Regions from separate parts of the Homo sapiens genome. Here all the other regions are linked to region 2. A link is a loop called in an ENCODE intact Hi-C map of the cell type or tissue named here. Cell type or tissue: endothelial cell of umbilical vein. All regions are shown on one strand.

The links. Hi-C counts contacts between places; a loop is a spot of excess contacts. Peaks named below come from ENCODE experiments on the same cell type or tissue, not always from the same donor. Only the 100,000 strongest peaks of a DNase experiment are listed, where the experiment ranks them.
Region 1: a loop joins it to region 2, with 23 times the contacts of the local background. A loop is called at or near these places in 73 of 110 quality-filtered maps.
Region 3: a loop joins it to region 2, with 5 times the contacts of the local background. A loop is called at or near these places in 8 of 110 quality-filtered maps.

Annotation. Positions count from the first base shown.
Region 1 is chr19:11,880,426-11,882,925 of GRCh38, reverse strand. No RefSeq gene overlaps it. Among named protein-coding and RNA genes, the nearest start is that of ZNF69, 6.1 kb to the left of the region's middle. RefSeq lists an enhancer at 1,426-1,605. In endothelial cell of umbilical vein, a CTCF peak has its summit at 1,558 (motif pointing left); a DNase peak (open chromatin) is centred at 1,535.
Region 2 is chr19:12,140,001-12,142,500 of GRCh38, reverse strand. ZNF20 (zinc finger protein 20) reads left to right here and starts at 2,151. Exons shown (of 4, transcript NM_021143.4): 1 at 2,151-2,321. The coding sequence starts at 2,319. ZNF625-ZNF20 (ZNF625-ZNF20 readthrough (NMD candidate)) reads left to right here. Exons shown (of 8, transcript NR_037802.1): 5 at 2,176-2,321. It also overlaps the pseudogene RPL17P47. RefSeq lists a silencer at 2,365-2,500. In endothelial cell of umbilical vein, a CTCF peak has its summit at 1,169 (motif pointing right); DNase peaks (open chromatin) are centred at 1,190 and 2,090; H3K4me3 peaks cover 744 bases; H3K27ac peaks cover 306 bases.
Region 3 is chr19:11,810,983-11,813,482 of GRCh38, reverse strand. No RefSeq gene overlaps it. Among named protein-coding and RNA genes, the nearest start is that of ZNF440, 2.0 kb to the left of the region's middle. RefSeq lists a silencer at 1,110-1,219. In endothelial cell of umbilical vein, a CTCF peak has its summit at 1,149 (motif pointing right); no DNase peak of the experiment used is centred here.

The DNA of each region.
Region 1 (2,500 bases), 260 kb after region 2:
TTTTAAATTTTATTTCTCTAGGAACTTCTCTATTTATTATTGAACATCTGTTGAATCCTTTTTCCTTTAATCATTTTTGAAGGGGGTTTCTCTTAAGTTTGGCCGGACATTTGTATGGTAATCAGTTAAATCTAAACATGTGTGCTTCCTTTTTAGATTTGGATCTTTCGTTAAGAAACTTGTTAGGTTAAGCAAATTACTAGTAACATTAAACTATCATTTTTAACAGAATAGCCTCATATTTATACACATGTAATTCTTTTTTGGTGGTACATTTTAACATAGGTGACTTTAAAGAATCAGAGTTCTTTTCTGGTGGATATTTTCACTTTTAACACTGGCCTGACTATAATAAATGCTAGTGGATATATCCGCTGAAAGATTATCTACTTCTTGCTCAGGAAACTTAGCTGCGGGGATGCCAGGCTGCTTGGAGCCATCGCTGAAGCCCCGTATTACTTAGCCTCAGCAAAGTAAGGCAGATATCCTATAATGTAGTTTGCATGGGGCATAGGCTGGGGCCTGGCTCGCATGTCATGCAGAGCTGCCGTCAATACAGTGCCAGGACCTTGGACCAGCCAGTGGGCAGGAGCATGGGCTTTGCCGCTGCAGGGGTGCACTATGGGCCAGACAACGCTGACAACATGTTGCGGCAGATCCTTCATGTTGCTAGCCTGGCAAAAGCCATCTGGTGAATTAGGAGCTTGGAGTTCTTTAGGGGAGAGGGACTTAGGCTGGGGAAGAACAGACTTACTGGGCGATGCCTGAGGGGAAGGGTTGGGTATTAGGTGGGGAATGGTCTAGGGGATCTTGCGAGTTGTTCTTTTTGCTAGGATCCCCCAAGCCCCTTCCTTCACTGTCTTTTTCATTAAAGATGGTTCTATCTTAATAGGGCACATGTACAACTCATTTTCCTCCAAATATTAGTTTTTGACTTGCTCCTTTCAATCCTTGGAGGAGGGGAAAGGACAACTCCTTGCAACTAACATAGGGCATAATTTGTTTCTTCTCAGGAGGCAGGTCTTCTACTAGCAACATTTTCTATTAGAAGTTCACAAATCCATCCCTCATTCGACTTAAATTCTGGCCAGAAAACTAAGGGTTCAAGGATTCGTTCTTGAGTCTAAATGGAACAGCAATATTTTATCACTAATTGCTTTTTCTTATGTTTAGTCTTTTCATTATCTTTCTAATGTTTTAACATGAGACCTAGGGGACTATTAGGGGGGATATCTTTGTTGCTAACTTTGTCTTTTTTGCTTGTAATATTTCCTATACTGGGTCCTGGCTAGGCTCAATCCCTCGTGATAGGAATCTCTTGCCTAGGGGGGCTTGCTGTGGCTCAACCCCTCATATTAAGGATCTCTTGCCTATTTTGGGGGTTCCTTGTGGCTCAGCCTCTCAAATTAAGGATCTCTTGCCTATTTGGGGGGTTCCTTGTGGCTCAACCCCTCATATTAGGAGGTCTTTTGCCTATCCCTCACTGGAAGTGTGGCTAAGGCTCAATTCCACTATCCTTTAGCTCCACCTGCTGGAGGTTCCTTGCACCCTTCTTTCGCTTCATCCACTCTGGCCGCTTCCCTCGCAGGTTTGTTTCAGGTTCCTCTTAGCATTGATGGCAGGTCCGTATAAACCTGTGACAGGACCCCCGCAGGGCTGCCCTAAGCCGTGTGAGGTGACCACAGAACCGCAGATTGGACTCACTCGCTCCGCACAGCAGTAGTGCTTGTTACCATTCATGCACTTTCAACCCCCAGAATGCCCTGACACACCCCTCCGACTACCAAAGAATTACTTTGTTGCCCCTGCAACGTTTCCCACCTTGGTCTGTGCACAGAGTTTACCTGGTCGCTGCGGTATTGCAAGCCTCTCTTCCCCGCGTTGCTGAGAGTCCGGGTTTATTCGTCAAAATGGGTGGGTCTCGATCTCCTGTCCCTGAGGCCACCGCAATGGGGCAGTGGGACGCGTCTCCCCAGGGTAGGGTGACTGAAGAACTCTTCCAAAAGGAGCATGGGGATCTCGGACGATCCCCTAGAATTGTTGGATATAAAATGCTCCCGGAATAAAAGCTTGGTGCCGTGAAGTAAAACCAGCACTCAGGCAAAATTTTAATTCTCTCAGCAAGGCAATTTACTACTGCAGAAGGGTGCCACTCACGTCAATCAAGATCACAAGAGCACAGAGAACAAAGGAGACCAGGAGGTTTTTATCCTTAATGCGGTCCCTATCTCTGTGTTACTCCCCCATGGGCTGGGGTCGGACCGCACAGTCTGAGCTGACCCGATTGGCTGCTTGTACATATTTTTCTAAATATAGAAGGGGAGGGGGATGTGAGGTACAGAGGTGGAGCATGTGAGATGTGCAGTTTTGGGGGAACAATGGGTACAGGTAACCAAGGGAACAGATGTGAGTTATTGATTAGAGCTGATGGGAACGGGGTAGGCTGTTTTAAAGTAACTAGGGGCAAGGAGGAACAGGAAAGTTGAGTTTGAGAACAAAA
Region 2 (2,500 bases):
ATCCACAAACTCCCCTGCCACATCCAGATGATGCTTAGTGAAAAGAAACACCTTGTTCCAAAAGCAGAAAAGGAGGATGCACGGAAGAAAAAGATACCCCAGAAGAAACATAAACTTAAGAGACAAACAAATTCAGCCAAAAGAAAATGCAAATAAAAGTTCAAAACAAAACAAAACAAAAAAACCTCTAAAATTCATAAAACACAAAATGACAAACTCTATTAAATATGCCCCTATGATATCTCTTAGATAAAAGTTGGCCGTAATAGAGAAAATGAAGATAGGTGTTGGTGACTGGCAGATTCTGGGTCTACGATGAATCAGAGAAGGATGGTTTTCACTTTGTTTTACATTTTTTTAATGCTTGATGTTGACTTGGTAGAAAGATGATAATAAAGAGATTCTTCTGTCTATGTGTTTCTTTTAGATTACTCATGTGGACTGAAGAAAAAAAATTAAATTTGTTAAAGAAAGTGAGTTTGATTTAGGATTGTGACTGAGGACAATAGCCTGGAAGCAGTTCTGACAGATGGCTGCTATGTAATATTTTGGTTCACAGTTTATAAGAGACATGTGGGCCCTGTGCTCTATCTTGTTTTTTCTTCAAAGCATAATTCTGGAGAGCTGGAGAGTCCCAGAGTCAGGAATGTTATAAAGTCAGGCTGGAAACCAGAAATAAGTAACATGACTAAACATTTGTGTGTTTTTTTGTTTTGTTTTGAGACAGAGTCTCGCTCTATTGCCCAGGCTGTAGTGCAGTGGTGCAATCTCGGCTCTCTGCAACCTCAGCCTCTTTGATACAAACGATTCTTCTGCCTCAGTCTCCCGAGTAGCTGGGATTACAGGTGGGCTCTACCACACCCGGCTAATTTTTGTATTTTTAGTAGAGACGGGATTTCACCATGTTGGTCACGCTGGTCTCCAACTCCTGATCTCAGGTGATCCAGCCACCTCGCCCTCCCAAAGTGCTGGGATTACAGGCTTGAGCCACAGCGCCCAGCCACTACTGCCTCACTTTCATGCAGTTAAATAATCTTGGACACTTCCTCCTCGACTTTATACATACACACTGGAGGAGAGCTTTGCTCGTGTGTTATTCTCGCAGTGGGATTGAGGATGTTTGTCTCATGGAAACTGATGAATGATGTGAGAAGCAGGTGAATAACCTGCAGGGGGCAGCAGAGACCGACGCCAGGGACGGGACGCTGAGGCTAGTATGGATCCTGCCAAGGAGTGAAGTGGAGTTCTGGGTGCTTCCTGGGCAGCCGCCCTCCCCTGCAGGTGGCTTGCAGCTGCTCAGAGCAGATCCAGAAAGAGTGTGGGTTCTGACATGCTGCAGCGCCCTGGAAAGCAGGAGACCCACGTGCAGGTGCACTTCAGGAGTTCTGTCCTTTCTGCGGCTGTACATCTGGAATCTGGGGCGGTTTTCGGGAGCAGTGTTTTGGGTTTGACATGCATAGAGTCCCTGGGGTCAGACTGTAATTTGCATATCTGAAGAAAATCCGTAAAGATCAAGTTCAGGGAAATAACTGTTTGGGACCTCTCCTGGAGAAGGGGCTTATGCAGTTGACAGTTTATTTAGGTCAGAAGCTTAAAATCACCAAGTGAGAGTTTTCTGCCGATGAAGATGAAGGTCTGGAAGGAGGGAGAGTTTCCACACTGTGAGGTGGGGTGAGATGTGTGAAAGCCTTGGCCATGTCTCATCCCTAATTCCGGGCCCCTGAAGGACAACTGCCTCTCCTTCTTGGTGCAGTCGTGCCTGGCCTGATCTGGGCTCCCCTTCCTGCTCTGAGGTCAGCACATCGCTCCATTGGACACTCAGTCTGGAATTCCCTGCACACACTTACAACCCTGTGCAGGACGAAGAAGCACTGACAGCCCATTGAATGAGGAAGAAGATAGTGCCCTGTGTAAAAATCAGGAGCAAATTTGGCTGAAAAGAAAATATCCAATGACCAGGGCTCAGGGAAGGAGTTGTCCCTTAGAGAGAAGCTGTGGCTAGAACCGATCAGTCCGGCTTTGCAGGGCTCGTTACCCAGGGCTTCTGCCGTCACTCAGTTCTGAGGGGGCGGGGCCTTGTACCTTGTCCAATCAGAAGCGCCGGGGCGGAGCCCGGCCAACGGTCCGTCCGGAAGGAGGAGGCCCATTCCAGCTTCTACTTTTGTTGCTATGCAGGTTGTTGTCGGGATACCAGATTTCCTACTCCGAGAGGCCCCGGGTCCCTCTGCCACAACTTCTGTCGCTCTGCCGCCTGCACCGTGACCCGCACTATTCACGGGAGCCCTAGAGAGGACACCGGGACACCCAGAAGCCGGGAAATGGTGAGTGTATGGGGCCGGAGTCCCCAGACGGGGGAGGGGCTGGGTGGAACCGGCCGGAAGCGGCTGTGGTGGGATCTGGGCCTCCTCGCCGCGCCTCCTGGATCTGGGACCCGAATCCCTCTGTCTCAGCTCGTCCCTGCGTCCCCTCGGCCGCAGGGTGCGGCTGGGCCGGCAGCCGG
Region 3 (2,500 bases), 330 kb after region 2:
AGAAATTATGATTTAGGCAGGCCGGGCGCGGTGGCTCATGCCTGTAATCCCAGCACTTTGAGAGGCTGAGGCAGGTGGATCACGAGGTCAGGAGTTCAAGACCAGCCTGGCCAACATGGTGAAATCCTATCTCTACTAAAAATACAAAAATTAGCCAGGAATGGTGGCGCATGCCTGTAATCCCAGCTACTTGAAAGGCTGAGGCAGGAGAATTGCTTGAACCGGGAGGCAGAGTTTGCAGTGAGCCAAGATCGTGCCACTGCATTCCAGCCTGAGACACAGTGAGACTCCATCTCAAAAAAAAAAAAATTATGTTTTAGCCATCTTTTTTTGAGACGGGGTCTCACTCTGTCGCCCAAGCTGGAGTGCAGTGGTGCGATGGCTACTCAATGCAGCCTCAACCTCCCAGACTCAAGCAATCCTCCCACCTCAGCCTCCTAAGTAGGTGGGACTACAAGTGCCTGCCACCATGCCTGGCTAGTTTTTTATTTTTGGTAGAGATGAGGTCTCATTCGGTTGTTCAGGTTGATCTCAAACTCCTGAGCTTAAGTGATCCTCCAGCCTCAGCCTCCCAAAGTGTTGGGATTACAGGTGTGCGCCTGGCCTCTTGGGCATCTTCATTGCTCCACACCTTACAATGATAAATTCAATATTCTGTGAATATTTCCTGGAGAAATTAGCACAGCCATAACTTGTGATAAGGTAAATCAGGTGTTGAAATTTGAACATTCCTGGAAACTTCATTTAATAAACCTAATTTTGCTTATGTGTGAAAGTATTCATACATATTCATTGTTCAGACACAGATAACCATGGCAAGATGAGGTGCTATGAAAAACTATGTTGGGACAACAGGTACTATCAAGGATTATCACTGGCAAACCGGGACACATGGTCAGATGATTTCTGAGGCAGTTTTGTACCTTATGTAAAGGTAGAAAGTGTTGGAACTAGAAGACATCGAGCTGGAGTCAGTTGCAGAATTGATGCTTTGCTTGGCATGTGGGGGACACTTCTCAAATATTTGCATTTGGTCACAGAAGTATTCCGTGTTGTGTGAGAGCAGAGGAAAAAGAGTAGACTTTTTTTCCACTCTTAAGTCTCAGCACAACTCAGAAATCCAGTCCCCCAGACAGGATGTGTGGATGTTAAAGTCGCCCTCACCACAAGAGGGAGCTTCATTGACTTCCCCTATCTGGAAAATGGCTCAAAGGTGTTTTCTAAAAGACTTTTTAATGTAAGGCATATCAGTTATTAGAAATAAAGGTAGGACAGGTGTGGTGGCTCACACCAGTAATACCAGCATTTTGGAAGGCCAAGGTAGGAGGATCGCTTGAGGCCAGGAGTTTGAGACCAGCCTGGGCAACATAGTGGGACCCTGTCTCTACCCGAAAAAAGAAAAAAAGTTAAGGTAACATCACTGAATTTGGTTTCATTTACATGATTTTTCTTTTCTTTTCTTCTTTCTTTCTTTCTTTCTTTCTTTCTTTCTTTCTTTCTTTCTTTCTTTCTTTCTTTCTTTCTTTCTTTCTCTCTCTCCCTCTCTCTCTCTCTCTTTCTTTCTTTCTTTCTTTCTTTCTTTCTTTTTTTTTTTTTACAAGGTCTCCCTCTGTCACCCAGGCTGGAGTACAGTGGTGCAAACAGAGCTCACTGCAGCCTTGATCTTCCGGACTCAAGCAATTCTCCCACCTCAGCCTCCCAAGTAGAGCCTGGGACCACAGGTGTGCGCCACCAAGCCCAGCGAATTTTTGTATTTTTTGTACAGATGGGGTTTCACTGTGTTGCCCAGACTGCTCTCCAACTCCTGGCCTCAAGTGACCCTCCCACTTTAGCTTCCTAAAGTGCTGGGATTACAGGTTCTGAGGCACCATGCCTGGCCAATTTAATTTTTCATAGATTGATTTTTAAAAAGTAATGAACCTGGCTGGGCATAGTGGTCATGCCTGTAATCCCAGCACTTTGGGAGGCTGAGGTGAGTGGATCACCTGAGGTTGGGAGTTCGAGACCAGCCTAGCCAACATGGTGAAACCCCATCTCTACTAAAAATACAAAAATTAGCTGAGTGTGGTGGTGCATGCCTGTAATCCCAGCTACTAAGGAGGCTGAAGCAGGAGAATCGCTTGAACCTGGAAGGTGGAGGTTGCAATGAGCCGAGATCACACCATTGCACTCCAGCCTGGGCAGCGACAAAGAGAGACTCTGTCTCAAAAAAAGAAAAAGAAAAAGAAAAAGAATAAGCAATAAACCCTGTGAACTTTGATTAGATTTCCCAGATCCTAAAAAGTGCAGTGTAACAAAAAACTGAATGGAAAGAAGTAGGACTAACTGAGGTGAGAGGAAGAACCCTCTGTGGAGGTGACATTTGAGGTGACCTGATATAATGTATTAGTATAAAGAAAATGTTAAAATGAACATTATGGGAGGCCATTGTTTTGGACTGAGCTTCTGCACTAGGCACTTAGAAACCAGATCAGACCAAAATGGAGTCACTCATGCTAAA